2 separate regions of the Homo sapiens genome follow, and region 1 is linked to region 2. A link is a contact called in ENCODE POLR2A ChIA-PET data. All regions are on one chromosome and are shown on one strand. The core of a region is the stretch at or near the end of the contact, and the rest is flanking DNA. Distances in the headings are between cores, read along the strand shown. Region 1 overlaps NMNAT1 (nicotinamide nucleotide adenylyltransferase 1). Region 2 overlaps CLSTN1 (calsyntenin 1).

The links. ChIA-PET counts read pairs that join two places held with the same protein, here RNA polymerase II (POLR2A).
Region 1: POLR2A ChIA-PET joins it to region 2 with 13 read pairs in BJ. The contact joins two enhancer-like sites. POLR2A ChIA-PET finds 5 or more read pairs at or near these places in 7 of 52 experiments (A549, BJ, H1 and 4 more).

What each region holds. Positions count from the first base shown.
Region 1 is chr1:9,946,419-9,952,308 of GRCh38, forward strand. The region is part of intron 1 of NMNAT1 (nicotinamide nucleotide adenylyltransferase 1); the gene reads left to right. It also overlaps the pseudogene RN7SKP269 and the pseudogene TMEM274P. Among named protein-coding and RNA genes, the nearest start is that of NMNAT1, 5.9 kb to the left of the region's middle. Within about 2 kb of position 4,058, at least 22 of the 41 ENCODE cell types and tissues checked have a DNase peak (open chromatin) inside an H3K27ac peak, as active enhancers do.
Region 2 is chr1:9,763,098-9,769,518 of GRCh38, forward strand. The region is part of intron 2 of CLSTN1 (calsyntenin 1); the gene reads right to left. Among named protein-coding and RNA genes, the nearest start is that of CLSTN1, 58 kb to the right of the region's middle. RefSeq lists a silencer at 4,920-5,120. Within about 2 kb of position 3,899, at least 5 of the 41 ENCODE cell types and tissues checked have a DNase peak (open chromatin) inside an H3K27ac peak, as active enhancers do.

The sequences.
Region 1 (5,890 bases), core at 2,808-5,307, 180 kb after region 2:
CTCCTTGGCAGCGGGAGGAGTTGAGGACACTTCAGCTTGGTCTTGGGATGGGAGCCCAGAGAACGCAAGTTGCTCCAACTAGGTAGGGAAAATGCTGGGACAGATGAAACTTGAGTGGCTAACAAGAAGTACCAGGAGCCAAAGGCTCTCTGAACACTTGGGCCTCTTTTAAATGTCTGCCTTAAATAGCTTGTACCATTGTAAGTCTTGCATAATGGGTGAGAACATGAACTTTTAGAATCAAAGATGTCACTCTAGGTGTGGTTGTATTTGGAGTAAGGAAATAATTAAGGTTAAATGAGGTCATAAGTGTGGGGCCCTGATCCGATAGGACTAGTGTCCTTATCAGAAGAGTGAATGGAGAGCTTGCCCCTTACCCTTACATACTGAAGAAAGATTATGTGAGGACTAGCAAGAAGGTGGCCATGTACAAGACAGGAACAGAGCTGCCACCAGAGACCAAATTGGCCAAAACCTTGATCTTGGGCTTCTAGTCTCCAGAATGGTGACAAAGTAAATTTCTGTTGTTTAAGTCACCCAGTCTGTGGTATTTTAGTATGACAGCCCAAGCAGACAAATACACCATCTATATGCAGATACATCCAAATCTCTAGTCTGTTGTATGTCTGTACCTCTCCCCTGAACTTGGCTTTGTTCTCCACTTGCCTACTTATTGTCACCACTTGGATATATAATAGATGTCTCAAACTTCACTTCTCTGTAAACTGAACTCCTGATAGTCCCCTCAAGCCTACTCCATAGACATCTTTCTCTTCTCTTTTTTTTGGAGACAGGGTCTTGCTGTGTCGCCCAGGCTGGAGTGCAATGGCGTGATCATGGTTCACTGCAGCCTTGAACTCCTAGACTTAGGTGATCCTCCCACCTCCGCCTCCCAAGTAGGATGTGAGGGCAACCTGGCTGTGACATCTCTCACCCCGTTGATCACCAGGGTTGATCCGGCTGATCTGGCTGGCTAGGCCGGTGTCTCCTTCCTCCCTCACTGCTCCATGTATATCCCTCCCGAAGCTGCACACTCAAGTCGAAGAGAACGACCATCCCCAATAGAGGAGGACTAATCTTCGGTCAAGGGTATATAAGTAGCTGCGTTCCCCTGCTAGAACCTCCAAACAAGCTCTCAAGGTCCCAGGTAGCTAGGATTACAGGCACACGCCATCATGCTTCACTATCATTCTCTTCTCAATTAAAGGTAATACTGTTCTTTTAGCTGCTTAGGCCAAAAACTTTTGGAGTCATGCTTGACTTTTCTTTCTTTCACAGCCCACATCCCATCCATTGCAAATCACATTGGCTGTATGTTCCAAATACACCCAGAATTGAGTGACATCTTATCACTTTGCTACCACCATCAGGGCCAGGTCAGCATCACCTGTCACCTGGATTATTGCAGTAGCCTCCCATCTTATGTCTTCACTTGTACCCTTGCCTCTCCCTACATTCTGTTTTCAGCTTCAACTGCTAGAGAGATCCTTAAAAATATGTCAGATCATGTCACTCCTCTGCTCAAAGCCCTGCAGTGGTTGATGAGGTCTAGAGAATGTGTTGTTTCTAAATAATTTCTGTTAATCATGGTAATATAATTACTTCAAAGGAATTTCATTCTTATTGTGTGATTGCTCGCATTTCTAATTCCTAACTTAGTGCTGTGTCTGGGATGTGGAAGGTGGTCCGAAAATGTTGGTGGCGTCAAGGGATAGTGGGTATATATTAGGTAACCTCTCCAGATGAGAACAGATGAACAGTCATTTCCATGTGTTCAGGTGCTGTGCCTGTCAGAGATACTTTGGGAGATTTTATACTGAATACGTTCTTCTTGCCCATTAGTACTGTTCTTTTTCTCAAGAAATGGAGTTGTCGGCCAGGTGAGGTGGCTCATGCTCGTAATCCCAACACTTTGGGAGGTTAAGGTGGGCGGATTGCTTGAGCCCAGGAGTTCGAGACCAGTCTGGGCAATATAGTGAAACCTTATCTCTACAAAAAAATACAAAAGAGTAGCCAGGTCTGGTGGGGCATACCTGTAGTCCCAGCTACTTGGGGTAAGGGCTGAGGTGGGAGGATGGCTTGAGTCCGGGAGGTGGAGGTTGCAGTGACTGTGCCATTGTATTCCAGCCTGGGTGATAGAGCGAGACCCTGTCTCAAAATGAAGTGGTATCCAGTCCTTAATGACATTGGGACCATTTGTGAGTAACTAGTCCCTAACAAAAATACTTCAGAATTTTTTTTTTTTTTTGAGACAGAGTTTTACTCTTGTTGCCTAGGCTGGAGTGCAATGGCCCCATCTCAGCTCACTGCAACCTCCGCCTCCTGGGTTCATGTGATTCTCCTGCCTCAGCCTCCTAAGTAGCTGGTACAGGCACCCGCCACCATGCCTGGCTAATTTTTTGTATTTTTAGTAGAGACGGGGTTTCACCATGTTGGCCAGGCTGGTCTCGAACTCCTGACCTCAGGTGATTCACCCACCTGGCCTCCCAAAATGCTGGGATTACAGGCGTCAGCCACTGTGTCTGGCCCGGAATTGTTAAATATACACTGAAGTAAAAAGACAAAACACGGCTGGCCATGGTGGCTCACGCCTGTAATCCCAGCACTTTGGGAGGCCGAGGCAGGTGGATCACCTGACGTCAGGTGTTCAAGAGCAGCCTGACCAACATAGTGAAACCCCATCTCTACTAAAAATACAAAAATTAGCCGGGCATGGTGGCAGGCACCTGTAATCCCAGCTACGTGGGAGGCTGAGGCAGAATCGCTTGAACCCTGGAGGCGGAGATTTCAGCGAGCCGAAATCACACCACTGCACTCCGGCCTGGGCAACAGACCAGGACTCTGTCTCAAAAAAAAAAAAGAGAAAGACAAAACACAATGCAGGTCACTTAGCTATTTTCTCTAGAAAACAATTAGCTGTCATGATGCAGAAGATTGTTATAATCTATAAGGGGGAGGTTGTGGTTATTTTTACTCTAAAATCTTCCACTGCTTTTTTTTTTTTTTTTTGAGATGGAGTTTCACTCTGTCACCCAGGCTGGAGTGCAGTGGTGCAATCTTTGCTCACTGCAACCTCCACCTCCTGGGTTCAAGCGATTCTCCTGCCTCAGCCTCCCGAGTAGCTAGGATTATAGGTACACACCAAGAGGCCCAGCTAATTTTTGTGTGTGTATATATATATATGTATGTGTATATATATAATTTTTTTGTTTTTTTTAGTGGAGACGGAGTTTCACCATGTTGGCAAGGCTAGTCTCAAACTCCTGACTTCAAGTGATTCGCCCACCTCGGCCTCTCAAAGTGCTGGGATTACAGGCATGAGCCACCGTGTCCGGCCCCACTACATTCTTAAAGAAGCAATAAATTGACCTTGTTTAAATACACAATCTGAATTACTGGGGTCTTTTGAAACTAAACCTTTGTTCATTACTAAGATTTCTATTTTCCTTCCTCTTTTTCAGCACTTATTTCTATAGCAGTCTCCCAGCTGATGCCACTTAACTTCATTGAACAAAAAATGAGGTTTAGAAAATCACAATAATCATTGTGAAAGTATTTGATAGGAGATCTTTATTTGGGGTGAATTGGGTTATGATGTCAGTCCTGTGATTTCAGCGGAACTGTTTCTTTTTATCCATTGTCAGTGAGTGCTCATTAATACTTAAATGCAGCTTTCTTTTTCTTTCTTTTGAGACAGAGTCTCGCTCTGTCACCCAGGCTGGAGGGCAGTGACGCAATCTCGGCTCACTACAACCTCTGCCTCCCGGGTTCAAGTGATTCTCCTGCCTCAGCCTCCCAAGTAGGTGGGATTACAGGCACCTGCAACCATGCCCGGCTAATTTTTGTATTTTTAGTAGTGACAGGGTTTTGACATGTTGGTCAGGCTGATCTCGAACTCCTGACCTCAAGTGATCCGCCCGCCTTGGCCTCCCAAAGTGTTGAGATTATAGGCATGAACCACCACGCCTGGCATAATGCAGTTTTCTACTAAATGACTGATTTTGACATGCTTCCTGTTATTGGCCCTGCTGTTCAGCTGAAATAGCAGGATAGGAGATGGTCGTGTGATGGCCGATAGGTGGCAGTGCTGCTGGGACAGGCCCAGCCTGGTAGAGACGAGTATCTCAGACAGGAAAAACAGGACCCAGATGGCTCAGACTGTTGGGTTAGCATCTGGCCTTCGACAGGTCACCCTGGCCCGCCAGATCAGCCCCAGGCCTGACAAAAGCACTACAGGATAAAGAATAGGATCTCATTAAATGCAGTGGAAGTAACGTGAGAAGGATGGCTTTTCATATGCCATCCTAACCCTCCCCTCCCCCCGTTTTCTTTGCTTTGCTTTTCATACTTCTTAGCTTCTTGGATCTCTTGCTTTAAGAGGAACTAGGGTGTGGGCACAGTGGTTCACAGCTATAATCCCAGCACTTTGGGAGGCTGAGACGGGTGGATCAGTTGAGGTCAGGAGTTCAAGACTAGCCTGGCCAACATGGCGAAACCCCATCTCTACTAAAAATACCAAAATTATCCAGGCATAGTGGCACACACCTTTAATTCCAGCTACTGGGGAGGCTGAGGCAGAAGAATTGCTTTAATCCAGGAGGAGGAGGTTGCAGTGAGCCAAGATCACGCCACTGCACTCCAGCTTAAGCAACAAAGTGAGACTCTGTTTCAAAAAAAAAAAAAAAAGAGGAACTAGAGCTTAATATTCTCCTTGCAACATCACAGTCACAGTGCTGGTTGAGTAGTTACTTGCCTCGAAGGACTGGTAAGCCTTTGACAAGGATTGGTTACTTGGGAAGTTTTCTTGCTTACCTGTAGAAGTTAAGCTGCTCACCGACAGGAGCACAGACAAGTAGTAAAGTTCAGGGGTTGTTGTTTCCTACATTTGAGAGAGAAAAGGTGCTATGAGGAATACTTTGTCTTTTAATCAGAATGTGTTAAAAATGTTTTGCCACAAGGATTTAAATGAAGGTGCCAATTTAGCAAGAAATAGAAGTCTTGCTGTATACTGTGCCAAACCCAATCCAACAGCTTCAGTTTTTTTTTGTTGTTGTTGTTGTTGTTTGTTTGTTTTGAGGCAAGATGTTGCTTTGTCATCCAGGCCAAAGTGCAGTGGTGTGAGCATGGCTCACTGGAGCCTTGACTTCCTGGGTTCACGGGATCCTCCTGCCTCAGCCTCCCAAGTAGCTGGGACTACAGGCACGTGCCACCAGGTCCAGCTAATTTTTGTAATTTTTGTAGAGATGGGGTTTCTCCACATTGCCTATGCTGGTCTTCATCTCCTGGGCTCAATCGATCTGCCTGCCTCAGCCTTCCAAAGTACTGGGATTAGAGGCGTGAGCCACTGTGCCCGGCCTGTTTCACTGTTGATTAATATCTTAACTACTTTTCGAAGCTCTAGTAAAGTAGAATTCACCTACAAAAACAAAAATCTCTTGTAGAATTTTTAAACTTTCCCCAGTGAAATGTTTTAACTGTGACATGTGCCTAATCAGGTATTCCATCTCCACATATCTCTTCTTTTGGTGTCAGTAGAAAATAAATATTGAAGACATATTATTTACAGCCAAACTTTCAGATTAAGATAAGCCTTTAGAAATTCTTTGTTTATGGCTCACGCCTGTAATCCCAGCACTTTGGGAGGCCGAGGTGGGTGGATCACGAGGTCGGGAGATCCAGACCATCCTGGCTAACACAGTGAAACCCCATCTCTACTAAAAAAAAATACAAAAAATTAGCCGGGCATGGTGGCGGGCACCTGTAGTCCTAGCTACTCGGGAGGCTGAGGCGGGAGAATGGCGTGAACCTGGGAGGCGGAGCTTGCAGTAAGCACAGATTGCGCCACTGCACTCCAGCTGGGGTGACAGAGTGAGACTCTGTCTCAAAGAAA
Region 2 (6,421 bases), core at 2,649-5,148:
ACTACAGGTGCACACCACCACGCCTGGCTAATTTTTGTATTTTTAGTAGAGACAGGGTTTCACCATGTTGGCCAGGCTGGTCTCAAACTCCTGACCTCAAGTGATCTCCTTGCCTCGGCCTCCCAAAGTGCTGGGATTACAGGTGTGAACCACTGCACCCGGCCTAGGATACCTTAAATATATGTAACAATAACCACAGACTCCAAGAGTTACGCTCTCGCAAGTTCCTCACTGACTACAGCAGTGGCTCTCAAATTCTAGTGTGCCAAAAATGGTCTGTGACGCTTGTTAAAAATGTGGTTTCCAAGCTCCATCCCCAGAAATTCTGACTTGGTGGTTCTAGGGGCAGAGCCCAGTGATCTGCATTTTGAGCAAGCACTGCCAGATGACTCCAACACAGACAGTCTGCAGACCTGGGAAGGTGGCCCATTGGGGGTTTGCAAACCTAGCTGGCTGGTATGGATTTCTCAGGTGCCACTCCTGGAGGTACAGACTAGGCAGCTGAGCATGGAGCTCAGGAACCTGCACTCTACACCAGGGCCCCAGGTGATCCAGACATAGCATTGGAAAACCCCATGCATCCATTCAGCCTAGCAATGGAAACCATGTGGACTCAAGTTGACTTCAATCCTGTGCTCCTCTATACCCCACGCCACACAAGCTGACCTGGTCACCTACCCTGGGAGGCCCTTCCAGTTCCCACCTCTGCTCCCACCTCTCCCCTCTCTTCACTGCCTATGCAAACTCCACCCACCCTTTACAGGACTCAAGCCCTGTAAACCACTGTAGAACCACTTCTGGGCTATCTCAGCCCATTCAGTGTTGCTACAAAGGAAGACCTGAGGCTGTGTAAGTTATAAAGAAAAAAGGTTTCTTTGGTTCACACTTCTGATGGCTGGAAAGTTCAAGGTTGGGCATCTGCATCTGATGAGGGCCTCAGGCTACTTCCACTCACTGCGGAAGGCCAAGGGGAATCGTGTGTAGAAATCACATGGTGAGGGAGAAAGAAAGAGAGAGAGAGAGAGAGAGAGAGGGAGAGAGAGAGGTGGGTGGGGGAGGAGGAGGAGCAACCACAGGCTCTTTTTAGCAATGAGCTCTTGTGGGAACTAAAAGAGTGAGAATTCACCCACTACCCCCCACCCCACCACCTCACCCCCATAGCCAGGGACAACATTAATCTATTCATGAAGGATTCACCCCCTGTGACCCAAACACCTCCCATTAGGCCCCACCTCCAACAATGGGATCAAGTTTCAGTTAGGGGCACCATGGCTCATGCCTGTAATCCCAACACTTTGGGAGGCCAAGGCAGGTGGATCACTTGAGGTCTGGGGTTCAAGGCCAGCCTGGGTAACATGGTGAAACCCTGTCTCTACTAAAAATACAAAAATTAGCCAGGTATGATGGCACAGGCCTGTAATCCCAGCTACTCGGAAGGCTGAGGTGGGAGAATCGCTTGAATATCTGAGGCAGAGGTTGCAGTGAGCTGAGATCCCGCTGCTGCATTCCAGCCTGGGTGATGAAGTGAGGCTCCATCTTTAAAAAAAAAAAAAAAAAAAAAAAAAAAGTTTCCACATGAGGTTTGGAGGGGACAAACATCCAAACTGCAGCACTTGCCTCCTTAGCCCACACCATCGTTGCCTCTGTCACTTGGGGCTGAACTACAAGTTTCCTAGTATCCTTTGCCAATCTTGGTTTGGCCCTCTTACCCACATTATCAGTGGCTTTGAAAACAGGAACCAACTTTTACACTTTTTTTTATCATCTCTGGAAAACCTAGCATAGCTACCTAGTATTTAATCATTACTGATCCCAAACTCTTCCTGGGTGGTGTCTACATCCAAAATGGGTCCATTCAAGTCAATCACGGTTAATAAGAAGCACCTGTCCTAACATTCAGCTACTTACTTAAAATTGTTACTCAATGCATTATTGCCTTCGATTAAGCTGAAGCATGTGAAATGTCATTTTTTTTTCAAATACCTTAATATTTCAACATTTAAAAAAATTGGGCCAGGCGCAGTGGCTCAGGCCTGTAATCCCAGCACTTTGGGAGGCAGGCAGATCAACTGAGGTCAGGAGTTCAAGACCAGCCTGACCAACATGGAGAAACCCCATCTCTACTAAAAATACAAAATTAGCCGGGCGTGGTGGCGGGCGCCTGCAATCCCAGCTACTCGGGAGACTGATACAGGAGAATCGCTTGAACCCAGGAGGCGGAGGTTGCGGTGAGCTGAGATCGCGTCATTGCACTATAGCCTGGGCGACAAGAGCGAGACTCCATCTCAGAAAAAAGAAAAAATTGGCCTGGTGCGGTGGCTCAATCCTGTAATCCTAGCACTTTAGGAGGCTGAGGCAGGGGGATCTTGAGGTCAAGAGTTTGAGACCAGCCTGGCCAATATGGTGAAACCCTGTCTCTACTAAAAATACAAAAATTAGCCGAAATCACTTGAACCCGGGAAACGGAGACTCCATCTCAAAAAAAGAAAAAAAAAAATGGAGGCCAGGCGCCGTTGCTCCACCTGTAATCCCAGCACTCTGGGAGACTGAGGCAGGTGGATCACCTGAGGTCAGCAGTTTGCGGCCAGCCTGGCCAACAAAGCGGAACCCTCCCTCTACTAAAAATACAAAAATTAGCCGGGCGTGGTGGCGGCGGGCGCCTGTAATCCCAGCTACTCAGGAGGCTGAGGCAGGAGAATCGCTTGAACCCGGGAGGTTGCAGTGAGCCAAGATCGCGCCACTGCACTCCAGCCTGGGCGACACAGCGAGACTCTGTCTCAAAAAAAAAAGGCAATTTCATGCAGGTCAACCAATTCACTGCTGCAAGCACAAGGTCAGCTCAGTTACATGTGCTAAAAAAGCAAAACTGGGCAGTGAAATGCAGCAGTTAACCCCACTGGCCACCCTCAGGGCATGTGAATCACATTCATAACAAAGAATACAGACAAGAGTATCACAGGGCTCCTCGGTGGGCTCTAACTGACTATCAATGAAAACTAAGTTCCCATTCTTGCCCTGAAACTTCTTTTGGATTCTATTTGTATCATTATGGTTCAACCAATCTTGTAAAACATCCATACTTAATCTGGAAAAGCAGGAAAGAGATTGCTAGAACACCACCACCTCCTAGAAGGAGGAGCTCTGAAGAGGAAACAAGAAGAGGAGGCACGGCTTCTGACAAGAACAGAATGCATCATCTTCAAGGCCCCAACCCTGTGGCCCACACATGAGGCTCAAGCTGGTAACTCTCCACGAAATATATAAAATGTAAACAAAATAGGCCGGGCGCGGTGGCTCACGCCTGTAATCCCAGCACTTTAGGAGGCCAAGGCGGAGGATCACTTGAGGCCAGGAGTTCGAGACCAGCCTGGCCAACATGGTGAAACCCCGTCTCTATTATAAATACAAAACATTAGCTGGCTCGTGGTGGTGCACGCCTGTGATCCCAGCTACTCGAGAGGCTGAGGCATGAGAATTGCTTGAACCCGGAAGGCAGAGGTTGCAGTGAGCCGAGATCGCGCCACTGCACTCCAGCCTGGGTGACAGAGCGAGACCCTGTCTCAAAAATAAATAGATAAATAATAAAATACAAAAATTGTTTTCTGACCCATGACTACTCAGGCTTTCAGCAGATTAAAGAGAAGGCGCAGAACAAGAAACTGAATCATTTAAATTTCCTAAAACACTTGACAAATACCAAGACTCTGTATCAGAATTTCACCCCAAGGAAACAATCCGGGCGAGACTGGATCTTCATTGTGAATGTCTGATTAGTGATGACTTACAAGGAGCTTCAATGACTAAGCTCCCAGCATTGCATGTGCATTCATTTCAGAGCTCTAACAAGTGAACTCCTGTGGCTACCCACACACACATGCCTTGTAGTGGGATCACACTATGAACTGGAATGTTCACACAGTGAGCTGGGCCCAGAGGCGGCTCTGTCACTTATGAGCTGTGTGATCCTGGGTAAACTCATCTCCTCCCTCTACAAATATCTATGGAGTGACTGTGTTCCAGGCACTGACGGAGGTTTTGGGGATAAAATGGAAAACAAAGTAGCTTCTCCTGCTGTCACGCAGCTGGCAGACACGCTGAGCCTGGTTCCTCACCTGGAGAACAGGGACAGTGGGCATGTCTACTGCGTAAGATTGGAGAAGAGAGGCTGGGCGCAGTGGCTCACGCCTGTAATCCCAGCATTTTGGGAGGCCGAGGCGGGCAGACTGCCTGAGCTCAGGAGTTCGTAACCAGCCTGGGGAACACGGTAAAACCCCGTCTCTAATAAAAATTACAAAAAATTAGCCAGGCATGGTGGCATGCACTTGTAGTCCCAGCTACTCGGGAGGCTGAGGCAGGAGAATTGCTTGAACCCAGGAGGCGGAGGTTGCAGTGAGCCGAGATAGCACCACTGCACTCCAGCCTGGGCAACAGAGCAAGACTCCATCTCAAAAAAAAAAAAAAAACCTGCTGAAAAGAATCGGAGAAAGTAACCCACACCGGGCCCTCAGAGCAACCTCTGCCACACTGCAGGCACTCAATAAACGTTAGATGCCACCACCATCACCACCCTCCTCCTCAACATGGTGCGAAATTAAACTCAATGTCATCACCCAAATCAATCTAAGATGAAAATAAGGCTCCAGGTCTAGCCTCTGTCTTATCCAAAAAATACTTAAGAAAGTCTGTAAGAAAATGCAACACTATAACGACTTTTGTAGAAAGATGAAAAAATATTTCTCACAAAATGTTAAGTGAAAAAATATTTTTAAAAGATTCTATTAGTAGTAATAACAGCAGCGGCAAATACTGTAGGTGGTAATTACTGTACCACCCACTGTTTAAAGCTCTTCACACGTATGAATAAAGAAGCTAACATTCCCCCAAACCAATGAGGTCTGTGACATTAATGAGGTCTGTGACATCTTATCCTTTTACAAATGATGAAATGGAGGCACAGAAAGGGTAAGTAATTTGCCTAAGGCCACACAGCCAATAAGTAGCAGAGCTACGATTCACTCACTGGTCCCTCGGCTCTAGGGTCTCTGTTCCTGACCTCCCTTGCTCAGTCTCATAGGGTCCTGTTCTGTGCTGGGTGGCACCATGGGGGCGGGGTTGTCCTGGACGGCACCATGGGGGCGGGGTTCTGTGTTCGGTAGCACCATAGGGATGGGGTTCTATGTTGGGCAAGATCATGGGGGCGGGGTTCTGTGCTGGGCGGCACCATGGGGGCGGAGTTCTATGTTGGGCGGCACCATGGGGGCGGGATTCTGTGTTGGGCGGCACCATGGGGGCGGGATTCTGTGTTGGGCGGCACCGGGGGGCGGGGTTCTGTGCTGGGCGGCACCAGGGGGGCGGGGTTCTGTGTTGAGCGGCACAATGGGGGTGGGGTTCTGTGCTGGGTGGCACCATGGGGTTGGCGATCTGTGTTGGGTGGCACCATGGGGGCGGGGTTCTGTGCTGGGTGGCACCATGGGGGCGGGGTTCTGTGCTGGGTGGCACCATGGGGGCGGGGTTCTGTGTTGGGTGACACCATGGGGGCAGGGTTCTGTGTTGGGTGGTATCATGGGGGCGGGGTTCTGTTAGGTGGCACCATGGGGGTGGGGTTCTGTGCTGGGTGGCACCATGGGGGTGGGGTTGTGTTGGGTGGCATCATGGGGGCGGGGTTCTGTGTTGGGTGACACCATGGGGGCGGGGTTCTGTGTTAGGTGGCACTATGGGGGCGGGGTTCTGTGTTGGGTGGCACCACGGGGGTGGGGTTCTGTGTTGGGTGGCACCAAAGCAACAGAAGAGGGAGGGAGGGAGGAAGCAACACAGGGAGAAAGTAAAGGAGAAAGGGAAAGAGGGAGGGAGGGAGGGAGGAAAAGGGGGAAGGAGGGAAGAAGGGATGGAAGGAGTGAGGGAGGGGGGAACAGAAGGAGGGAATGAGGGAGAGAGGGAGAAAGGGGAAAAGGGAGGGAGGGAGAGGGAGGGAGAGAGGAAGGAAAGGACAGAGGGAGGAAGCGAAGGAGGGAAGGAGAGAGAGAGGAAGGAAATGAGAGGGAGAGAGGGAGGGAGGAAGGGAGGGAAGGAAGGAGGGAGGGAGGTAAGGAGGGATACGGCTGCAGGTCAGGTGCTCCCTCCCCCCCATGCAGCTGCCCACTCCTCCAGCAGAGGACCCCACGCTTCAGTCAAGGGGATCAGTTGCACTCCTGTGTGTATACTAAAGGACTGAAAACCTATGTCCACACAAAGACCTGTACAGGAATGTTCACAGCAGCATGACCCATAATAGCCAAAAAGTAGAAGCAACTCAAATGTCCATCAGTGGATGAACAGAGAAACAAAATGTGATCTACTCATAGAATGAAATAATATCCAGCAACAAAAAAAGGAATGAGGGGCTGCTAGGCACCTAACACAGGTAAACTGTGAAATCACCATG